Regions from separate parts of the Homo sapiens genome. Here region 2 is linked to region 1. Evidence: read pairs that join two places in POLR2A ChIA-PET (ENCODE). Cell type or tissue: endothelial cell of umbilical vein. All regions are shown on one strand. Each heading gives the region's core, and the rest is flanking DNA. Links, peaks and the distances in the headings are about the cores only.

The links. ChIA-PET counts read pairs that join two places held together with the same protein. Peaks named below come from ENCODE experiments on the same cell type or tissue, not always from the same donor. Only the 100,000 strongest peaks of a DNase experiment are listed, where the experiment ranks them.
Region 2: POLR2A ChIA-PET joins it to region 1 with 5 read pairs; 5 of 35 experiments call an interaction of 5 or more read pairs at or near these places.

The regions. Positions count from the first base shown.
Region 1 is chr18:48,980,950-48,986,325 of GRCh38, forward strand. No RefSeq gene overlaps it. Among named protein-coding and RNA genes, the nearest start is that of SMAD7, 33 kb to the left of the region's middle. RefSeq lists an enhancer at 2,899-3,400. In endothelial cell of umbilical vein, for the core only: no CTCF peak of the experiment used is centred there; a DNase peak (open chromatin) is centred at 2,992.
Region 2 is chr18:49,060,419-49,065,794 of GRCh38, forward strand. The region is part of intron 17 of DYM (dymeclin); the gene reads right to left. Among named protein-coding and RNA genes, the nearest start is that of MIR4744, 13 kb to the left of the region's middle. In endothelial cell of umbilical vein, for the core only: no CTCF peak of the experiment used is centred there; no DNase peak of the experiment used is centred there.

The sequences.
Region 1 (5,376 bases), core at 164-5,163:
TCGCCCAGGCTGGAGTGCAGTGGTGTGATCTCGGCTCACTGCAACCTCCTCCTCCTGGGTTCAAGCAATTCTCCTGCCTCAGCCTCCTGAGTAGCTGGAACTACAGGCACCCACCACCACACCCGGCTAATTTTTTGTATTTTTAGTAGAGACGGGGTTTCACCGTGTTAGCCAGGATGGTCTTGATCTCCTGACCTCGTGATCCACCTGCCTCGGCCTCCCAAAGTGCTGGGATTACAGATGTGAGCCACTGCACCCAGCATTTCCTTCTTTTCAAAGTAAATATGTAAATACAAAAGAGCCTGGCCGTTCCTTGCAGAGTTGAATATAGATTTCCTCTGTGACCCAACGGTTCCACTCCTCAGTGGAATGAAAACATGCACCCTCATCTGTGACATGGGAGTTATGACAGTAATGACTTACACAGGAACGCATCCGTGAATGTTCACACAGCATTGTTCATGATAGCCGAGAGGTGGAAACAACCCAAACGTCCGTCCACAGATGAGTGGATAAATAAAATGTGGTCTATCCATACCATAAAATATTATTTGGTCATAAAAAGGGGTGACAGACCGATACGTGTTCCCACATAGATGGGCCTTAACATGGATGAAGACTTCATGCTATGTGAAAGAAGCCAGATGTTGAAAGCAACATATTGTAAGACTCAATTCATTTGTTTTTGTTTTTGTTTGAGATGGAGTCTCACTCTGTTGTCCAAGCTGGAGTGCAGTGGTGCGATCTCGGCTCACTGCAATCTCCGCCACCCAGGTTCAAGCGATTCTCCTGCCTCAGCCTCCTGAGTAGCTGGGATTACAGGCACCTGCCGCTGTGCCTGGCTAATTTTTGTATTTTTAGTAGAGACAGGGTTTCACCATATTGGCCAGGCTGGTCTCAAACTCCTGACTTCAGGTGATCCGCCCTCCTCAGCCTCCCAAAGTGCTGGGATTACAGGCATGAGCACCATGCCCAGCCAACTCCGTTTATTTGTAATGTGCGGAATAGAAAAATCTATACAGACAGAAAGTAGATTCGTGGTTGCTTCAGGCTGGGGAGGAGGTGAGGGTGATGGGGGTTGGGTGGGAGGAAGATAGCTAGCAGATATGGGATTTCTTGCAGTGATGAAAATGTTCTAAAATTGACTGTGGTGATAGTGGCATGTATCTGACTGTCCTAAAAATCATTCAGTTATACACTTTGAATGAATGATTGTGTGATATATGAATTATATCTCAATAAAACTACTGAAACAAATAAATACACAAGGAAATACAAATATGGTTCTTTCCAGCCAGGAAAAGTGGTCCTCTTTTTGGGGTGGGGACAGAGTAGCAAGTCCGGGGCAGAGCTTGGTGTCTTCATGATCTCCCGCAAGCACCTCTCCAAGCCCATGGGCCACCCACAGTCTAGACTATCCTTCCCCTTCTTCTGTGACTGCGTGCACAGTACAGCTTATCTCACCTTCCTGCTTCCCTTCCTCCCCACCGCTAACTGCCCAGGAAATCCCTCTCACTCACTGTTCGGCACCCAGCTCACACATCACCCCTCCTCTGTGTGTCTGCTGGCCACCCTCCCCCAGAACCTTTTGCTCCCTAGTGGGCGTCCCTAGGATTTTGCTTGTTTGGTCGTTAAGGGGATTATGATTCTTTAGTTGTCTCTTTCCACAGGTGAGCAGAAATTCCTTGCAACTGTCTCATACCTGGTTTATTCTTGGAACAAAACTAGGTGCTAAATAAATGCTTGTACAGTTAATTTGTAAACAGGTACTTGAACTGAACCAAAGAATCACAACTTTCCAACTGAAAAGTTCAACCCTGAACTCAGATATGATGATGATGATTTTTTTTTTTACCGATTCCTTATTTGTCAATTTTCTTTAACCCAAGAAGTACCCAATGAACCAGTTTGAATTGGAACCAGATCTATGCATGTTCTAAATGTATTCCAGTTGGACTGGAATAAAATTAGAACAATATTTTCCAAGCTGAAAACATCCCAAACTAAAGCCTTAAGGGTCTAAGTGCCCTTTGTTCAAGGGACTCTTGAAGGGCTGGGTCCCTCCTGGCCTTGAGGTACCTGAGACCCTAAGGTTCTCAGCTTTCTGAAACTTGTCCTGATCTCCCCGTGATCCACTCTCATAATGAACTGTTGTGACATGGAAGCCAGAGACGATTATCTCTGTTTTACAGATAGGGATCAGCCCTGTCAAGGTCACACAGGCAGGACCTGAGGCCAGATCTGCCCCTGCAGGCCTGGTTCCTAACCACTCTGCTATTTGACTCCATGGCAGGAAAAACATCTGCCAAAGACATTCCCTTAAGATGTCACCATAAAAAGGCTTAAGGTATTAGTTCTCTCTAGGGCATTTTCAGACAGTTCTTGGGGAATAGCTGTTTGTAAAAAGAGCTCACCATTTACTGGCCTTTTTTTTTTTTTTTTTTGATCACACCTTCTAAAGTATAAGCTGTTGGTAGAAAAGCATCTGCCATTGGTTTAGTATTCCCTGTGGGAATAGATTCTCCTGTGGGAGGCTCTGATGCTGGGCCTGCCCTGGAGATTCTGGCTCAGTAGATCTAATGGGTGGGGGTGGGAAAGGGGGTTCTGCTTTTTTTTTTTTTTTTGAGACAGAGTCTCGCTCTGTCGCCAGGCTGGAGTACAGTGGCGCAATCTCGGCTCACTGCAACCTCCACTTCCCTGGTTCAAGCAATTCTCCTGCCTCAGCCTCCCGAGTAGCTGGGATTACAGGCGCATGCCATCATGCCCAGCTAGTTTTTGTGTTTTTAGTACAGCCAGGGTTTCACCATGTTGGCCAAGATGGTCTCGATCTCCTAACCTCATGATCTGCCCGCCTCAGCCTCCGAAAGTGCTAGGATTACAGGTGTGAGCCACCGCACACTGCCAGTTCTGCATTTTTTAAACAGGTCCCTGAAGTGATCCTGAGGCTCACTGCAGTTCATGCACCATTGTCATACAGCACTGAGCGCTTGGCAGGCAGCCAGGATTTGCTGATGAAAGGAAGGAAAAACAGAGAAGGAAGGGACTGAGAGCTCACTGAAGTATTTCACAAGATAATCTTTTTCTGCTTGGTACACAGTAGGTGCTTAATAACAGTTGCATGTACAATAAATGAATGCCTGTGGTCATCCAGACCAACAGGCCAGTGAGCAGCCTGGGGACCCATTGGAGCTCCTCCAGGGTCACTGTGCTCTCCAGAAGCGGTAACTGCTAGCCACATGTAGCTATTTAAATGAAAATGAAGCTGGTCACAGTGGCTCACGTCTACAATCCCAGCACTTTGTGAGGCAGAGGTGGGAGGATCACTTAAACCCAGGAGTTTGGAACCAGCCTGGGCAACACAGTGAGACCCCATCTCTACAAAAAATTTTCAAAAATTAGTTGGGTGGGTGGTGCATGCCTGTAGTCCCAGCTACTTGGAAGGCTGAGGCAGGAGGTTTGCTTGAGCCGAGAGAGGTCGAGGCTGTAGTGAGCTGTGATCATGCCACTTCACTCCAGCCTGGGCAACAGAGAAAAACCCTGTCTCAAAAAATAAATAGGCCAGGTGCAGTGGCTCACACCTGTTATCCCAGCATTCTGGGAGGCCAAGGCGGGCGAATCACCTGAGGTCAGAAGTTCAAGATCAGCCCAGCCATGGTGAAACCCCATTTCTACTAAAAATACAAAAAATCAGCCAGGTGTGGTGGTGCACACCTGTAATCCCAGCTACTTGGGAGGCTGAGGCAGGAGAATCGCTTGAACCTGAGAGGCGGAGGTTGCAGTGAGCCGAGACTGCGCCATTGCACTCCAGCCTCGGCAGCAAGAGCGAAACTCCATCTCAAAATAAATAAAATAAATAAAATAAAATAAAATAATTAAATAATTAAAACAAATGAAAGTCAAAGATGAAGTTCCTCGGTTGCCCTAGCTACATTTCAGGTGCTCCATAGCCACATGGCTCATTACTACTGTATTGGGCAGCATAAATGCAGAACATCTCCATCATTGCACAAAGTCCTACAGGATGGCAGTGGGTGGGTGGGGTGGCTGTGGGTAGAATGGAGAGGAGAAATAGGAGAGGTGGAGAGAGAATGAGAAGGCAGAATAAAGAGAAAAGAGAGAAGGGGCACAGGTGCTGAGGTTGAACAGTGAAGGTACAAGGGCTCCCGGGGCTTGATGGGTCACTAGCCTGGACTGGTCACTGATGCAGGCTTCAGGTCAGGGCCCAATTCTCTTCTCTCCTCTAACAGTGCTTCAGGAGAGCTGAGGAACTTGTTGGATATGGAGCTGGGCACAGCAAAATCTCCACCCCCAGCTCAGATGGAGGAGAAACCTGGTGCTCCAATAAAGGAGTGTTTATCCCTTTAAGAGTCACAGCCCTGTCCAATTTTGAATATAAATTTTCCTTGAATCTATCACATATTGCCCTGAGCAGAGTTGAGTGCTTTCTTGGTGACTCGCGATCCCCTCTATGAATCTTATCATTTCCTTGGGCTTTGAGAGCCCACGACTTCAGAGCACTATGGCAGCCAGCACCCCACCACCCCATCCCTATACCAAATACTCCAGACAGCCAAGTTTTGATCATTTTTTCCCATAACAGTTCTTTTCCCTCCTTGCACCTTTTTCTCCTGCATGGATTTGGATATCTGTTCACACAGGCAGTTGCAACTGTACGTAACATATGAATTCAAAGGTTTTGACTGAAGGCTCACGAATAAACAAAGAGCTTGTGTTTTAGAGCAGGGGTTTTTAATGTCTATTTGGGCTGCTCAGAAGTCTTTTCTATTTTAATTCTGGTCCTATGGGGGTTTTAGATACATGGATTTGTGACTAGTTGACATGTCACCACTCATTGTAAATAAATACAGTTTCTTTTTTTCTTTTTCTTTTTTTTTTTTTTTTGAGACAGAGTTTTGCTCTTGTTGCCCAGGCTGGAGTGCAATGGCACAATCTCGGCTCACTGCAACCTCCACCTCCCGGGTTCAAGCGATTCTCCTGCCTCAGCCTCCTGAGTAGCTGAGATTACAGGCATGTGCCACCACACCCAGCTAATTTTGTATTTTTAGTAGAGACGGGGTTTCTCCATGTTGGTCAGGCTGGTCTCGAACTCCCGACCTCAGGTGATCCGCCAGCCTCAGCCTCCCAAAGTGCTGGGATTACAGGCATGAGCCACCGTGCCCAGCCTGTAAATACGGTTTCTAAAGAGATCAAGTCCTTGCCCCAAGATGCTTCTTTTAAATTACCCATGACTATCCACCGTGTCTTCGAAAGTGGGGATCAGAGCTAAGACTGTCAGCAGCACTTTCTCGTCCTCTTCTTCCATTCTTTCTCCCTCCCCAAAAATAGAGGCTTTGGGATTCTCCTTGTGTACAAGGA
Region 2 (5,376 bases), core at 266-5,265, 80 kb after region 1:
TCCTCTCCAGTGCCCAGTATCTGCCTGCTTACAGCATTACCTGTATATTTCCTACAAAGTGCCTGGCTGGACATGGGTTTGGATAGTTTCCATTCACTACTGGACATAAATGATTTGAAGGTAGGCTCTCTGTGTGCCATGCAGCCCCAGGTCAGGCATTGCTGAGTGAGGAACAGTACCCTCTGCCACAGGGTGGCTTAGAGAAGGGAGGGGGGAGAGAGGGGGAGAGGGGGAGAGGGGGAGAGGAGGAGAGGGGAAGGGAGGGGGGAGGGGGGAGAGACGGAGGGGGAGAGAGGGAGGTGGGGGGAGAGAGGGAGAGGGAGAAGGAGGGAGAGAGAGAGAGAGAGGGGGAGAGAGGGAGAGGGAGAAGGAGGGAGAGAGAGAGAGACCGTGAAAAGTACAGTCAGGGGATGCTGGCAAGATAGTTCACCTGGGGTGGTCCTGATGGAGAGGAGAGAAGTGTAAGGCACTGCCTAGTCAGGGAAATTGTTCAGAAGCCTGGCTGAGAAAAAGATTTGAACCATCCCTTTCTGAGCAGTTCCTGGGTAGTGAGGGGGGCATGAACAAAAAAGTCCATAATAAAAACCTGATCATGTTACTCTGTGCTTAAAAAAATCTCAATGGCTTCTCAATGGAAACCACTGCCACAGAAGATACCAAAAAGTAGAGGCAGCGCCTCCGAACCATGGTGTTCATAATCTAGACATGGAGATAAAACATGTACAAAAATAACTATCAGACAAGATAGGAGGTGATAATATCATCTGAAGTGTGCAAATAAGTGTAATCTGTGGGGATCCAGGGAAGGGAGAAATTAAACTGGAAGCATCAAGAAAGGCTTCAAGGAGGAGAAGGCACCTAGGTGGTCTGTAAACAAAGGGTAGGATTTGGGCATGTGGAGGTGGGGGGAAGGGCATCCCAGGCAGAGGAATAATAGAAGCACAGACAGGGAGACAGAAAAGCACAAGGGTGCCCACGGACCAGCCGGTGTGTTTGAGAATAAGAGGGGGAATGTGAAAATAGCTTGGAAGGCAGGTTTATGGAGATCTGCTGAGACTGAGCCTAGACTTTTCTGCATACAAAGTGGGGCCACTCCACGCACCTGAGCAAAGCTGTGCCCAGGACCTCAGCGTGCTCTTGGGAGACTACTTGGGAAACAATGTGGTCCCTCTGGATGGGAGGGAAGCAGCCCTTGGAGGGGAGCAGCTGGGGGACTAGTGCAGGGTCTAGGCGATGGGGGCTGAGGGCCAGGACCCAAAGATGACAGTGGGAACAGAGGAGAGCTGGCAGTGCCACCAGGGTGAGTGGGCAGAGAGACTTGGCAGCTCTTCACAGCTGCCTCTCCCCAGAAAGGGAAGGAAATCAGGGCTGGGAAGGAAGAGATCTAGAAATGAATCCAAGAGCTTCCTCTGTAAATAGTCAAACTTCATATGTTTAGAGTCCAGTGACCTGTGTTGCTTTTGTTTTTCCCTAGAAACAAAAGAGCACACAAATAAAATTCTGTTTCCATCCTCCATCTGGCTCCATCCTAATAAGTCTTTATTTTTCTGATACGGTCTCTCTTTGAGCCAGTTTGCCTCTGGGAAAGGGTCTCTGTGCAGCTGACCTCATGGTGCCTGGATGTTCAGTTTAGCAGTAGCTGCAGAGACAAGCCTCCAGGCCTGATAGCCTCATAGCCCAGATTAAGCAAGCTGTCTGGAAGGCTTGTCAGAATTATAATTCTCCTGCCTTTATCTTCAAAGGTTAGAAAACGGGGAGAGAGAGACTGGGAGAAAGTCCCAATACACATTTCTGAAGGAAGGAGGTTTTACTTATTCTATACATTTTAATCTGATTGTCAGCCCTATAAATCTTACAAAACTAAAACAATGGCTTAGGAACAAGGGCAGACTCACTGTCACCAACGATTAACTTTCTGATCACAGTCTAGGAAGCACACTCTTATCTAGCCCAGCTCAGGACCTGCTGACTATGACCTAGTCAGTCCCCAGGCCTTGACTGTGGGATCTCCGAGGCCTGCAAATACAGCCACTGATGGACTCTTCTGGTCCTCCTGCCATAAATGTGAAGCCAGCAAGCTTCCTCCCACAGGTTTCAGGGAAAACCACGAGCCCTTAAGATTCCCGAGACAAGAGTTAAAGTGGACTAGACTCCAGGTGCTTTGCACCAACGGCACAGTGCCCAGCCCTGACTGCCATGCACAGAACACACACGGGTGGCCATGCTGTTTGCCATTTGTTCTCCTCCACCTGACTCCTGAATTATTTGGAAAGGAAATAGGAGTCTTTGGAACACACTAGGGCTAACGGTTCCAGCTTAGAAAAACTGACTTCAGTGAGGGGTCACCCTCTTTACAAAGTTTAGAAAAAGTCGCTCCCCTTCAGAAGTGTGCATTCAAATTTCACCCCAGGGATTCTTCCTCATCCTGTTTCCTTTCCACCTTTGAAAATGAGGGTGGAAATGGATGTCGTGATGGGAAGGAGATTATAATCCACCTGGAAAGCCAATGAGGCAATACCCCTTAATCTGTGGGCAGAAGGCAACCAACTCCCTGTGCAGGAGCTTTCTGTGTCTGGAATATTTTGCCATGATCGGTTTTTAGCCACCTCTCACTTCCAGTGTAGCAAAATCTACAGGAAATGGAACCCTACTAATTGGAACTTTCACTAAAGCACACCTATTTTTAGGACAAAGGAACAAATAAGAGAAAAAGCACATATTCAGCAAGTTAAAAAACAACTGCTACAGAACCCTCCACTGAGATTATTACATTCTCTGCCCAATTTCCCACACCTGACACAGGTCTGTCCAGGGAGAAACCACATGAGAAGGATGAGTGAAACCGCAAGATTAGGAATTAATCAAAAGAGAAAAGCCAGATTTCTTTTCTTTTTTTTTTTTTTTTTAAATCCATGCCTAAAGAATTTCCCTCTTACTAAAAACCTTGGGAAATAAGTTATATTTTGTAAATAGATATATGAACAGAACTAAAGAAATATATACATGAAAAACACTGTTACAGGACTAAGAAACTAAATGTGGTTTAGGACAGTCACTGTTGGGGGGACCATGTTCTCTAATGGGACAGCCACAACCATACAACAAGGTGATAATTCAAAATATGAAGTGCTCTAATAGCTGGGCTGCTAAGTGGTTGGAAAGGCTTTGCTGAGAAGGTAGTAATTTCTTTCTTTCTCTCTCTTTTTTTTTTTTTTTTTTTTTTTTTAGACAGAGTTTAGCTCTTGTCGCCCAGGATGGAGTGCAGTGGTGCCATCTTGGCTCACTGCAGCCTCCGCTTCCTGGGTTGAAGCGATTCTCCCATCTCAGCCTCCCAAGTAGCTGGGATTACAGGCACCTGCCACTATGCCTGGTTAACTTTTTTGTATTTTTTGTAGAGACACGGTTCTGCCATGTTGACCAGGCTGGTCTTGAACGCCTGGCCTCAAGTGATCCACCTGACTTGGCCTTCCAAAGTGCTGGAATTACAGGTGTGAGCCACGGTGCCTGGCTGAAGGTAATAATTTCTAAACCCTAAGAGAAAGGGGTGAGTTTGGGTAGGGAAGAAGCACTTTAGACATTGGGAAAAAATCTGAATACAGTCATGTATGCAAAAACAATGAAAATAACTTTACTTTTAGAAGGGAGACAGTAGAACCAGTCACTCCCAAAAGGACTAGCCTTCTTATTTTTAATTTATTATATACTGAGAGTTTACAATTTATAAACCTATATAGAATCCTACATGAAACTGATAGTCTAATCATGTACATTATACAAAATCTAATCAGAACAACTGCCATGCCTGGAAAAGTAGCATTTTTAGGCAGATTCGAGTTTGGAAATATAAATTTTCTGATTTCAAAATGGGATGCTTCATAAACCTATTCGTTGGTCAACAAAATTAACTTCTCAGATTTCAATTATTTTAAGCTAATCTTTTTATTCTATCCTCCTCAGAAGTCATTTGTCACTTATAATGAAAATGCCTTTGAAGTAAACGTGCAAAAATTCACATCAAACATAATTCTGAAAATAGATCCACTTCTGTGAAGCTCTCCACACCAGGGTCTATGACTTCATACTCCCTAAAGAAACTGTTAACAGTAAGAAATTTCCCATTCACTTTCTGAGGGCCGCTCTATGATCTATTTGATTAAATTCTACTTGAAAACTAAAAATAACACAAAACTAGCTAGACTGATGCAAGGGAAGTTTTAGCCTTTGCACTTATATGTGGAGAGGCTAGCAGGCATTTGAAATCTCCAGCAAGAGTGTATTAAGCTCTATTAATAAATCACTGGGATAGCATGTTCAAAATACGTATATATTTTTCCTTTTCACACTTCTAAATCTGCAACTAAAATAAATTTAGGTTTAATTTTTACCATGTTCAAAATTGTAGTTTCTCTCTTTACTTTCAAATACTGTTTTGGAATTCAACCTCTTTGTTGTTCATAATGTATCTAGTATGAATTTATAGTCACTTCATGACTAAACATTGTCTCTTAAAAACACAGATGTTCTATCCCCAAGGGTTGCTAAGCTATTAACAAATTGTTTTCTCAAAGTTTTTACTTACTTACATGATTTAAATTAGCTACACTCATTTCTGAAAGCATTGAACTGTTTAAGTTATGCTTAAAAGTTACTTGTTTAGCCACTTCATTAGTAGATCAGAGAGAGTAACTAAAAAATACAAATTGGCTGCAAGTGCTCACAGACAAATCACAAGCTTGGCTTGGGCTTCTTTGCACTGCACGTCACTAAAATACCCACAGAAGGCTTGGGTCTTGATTTTAGAGAAATCAGGGATATAAACTATTTTCCCATTCCTATTTGCTTTAAAACCAGTAACTCTGCTAACTCCAAGTCCATACATTCATGACAACAACTTCCTCTAACTCATATTGCCTAGGCCATGTTTTCCTTTTTCTAGTGAAACAGTTAATTTTTTTCTTTTTGAGACGGAATTTCGCTCTTGTTGCCCAGGCTGAAGTGCAATGGTGCGATCTTGGCTCACCGCAACCTCCGCCTCCTGTGTTCAAGCAATTCTCCTGCCTCACCCTCCCGAGTAGCTGGGATTACAGGGATGCACCACCATGCCTGGCTAATTTTGTATTTTTAGTAGAGACAGGGTTTCTCCATATTGGTCAAGCTGGTCTCAAACTCCTGACCTCAGGTGATCTGCCCACCTTGGCCTCCCAAAATGCTGGGATTACAGGCATGAGCCACTGCACCCGGCCTCAATTTTTTTTTTTAACTACATGCTTGTAGTAAAATCAAATATATTATTCACTGAAAAAAAATTAAAAACAGGGCTTATAAAATTATCACTAAAATTAGTTCCACAATCCAAACATATAACAACTATGAAAT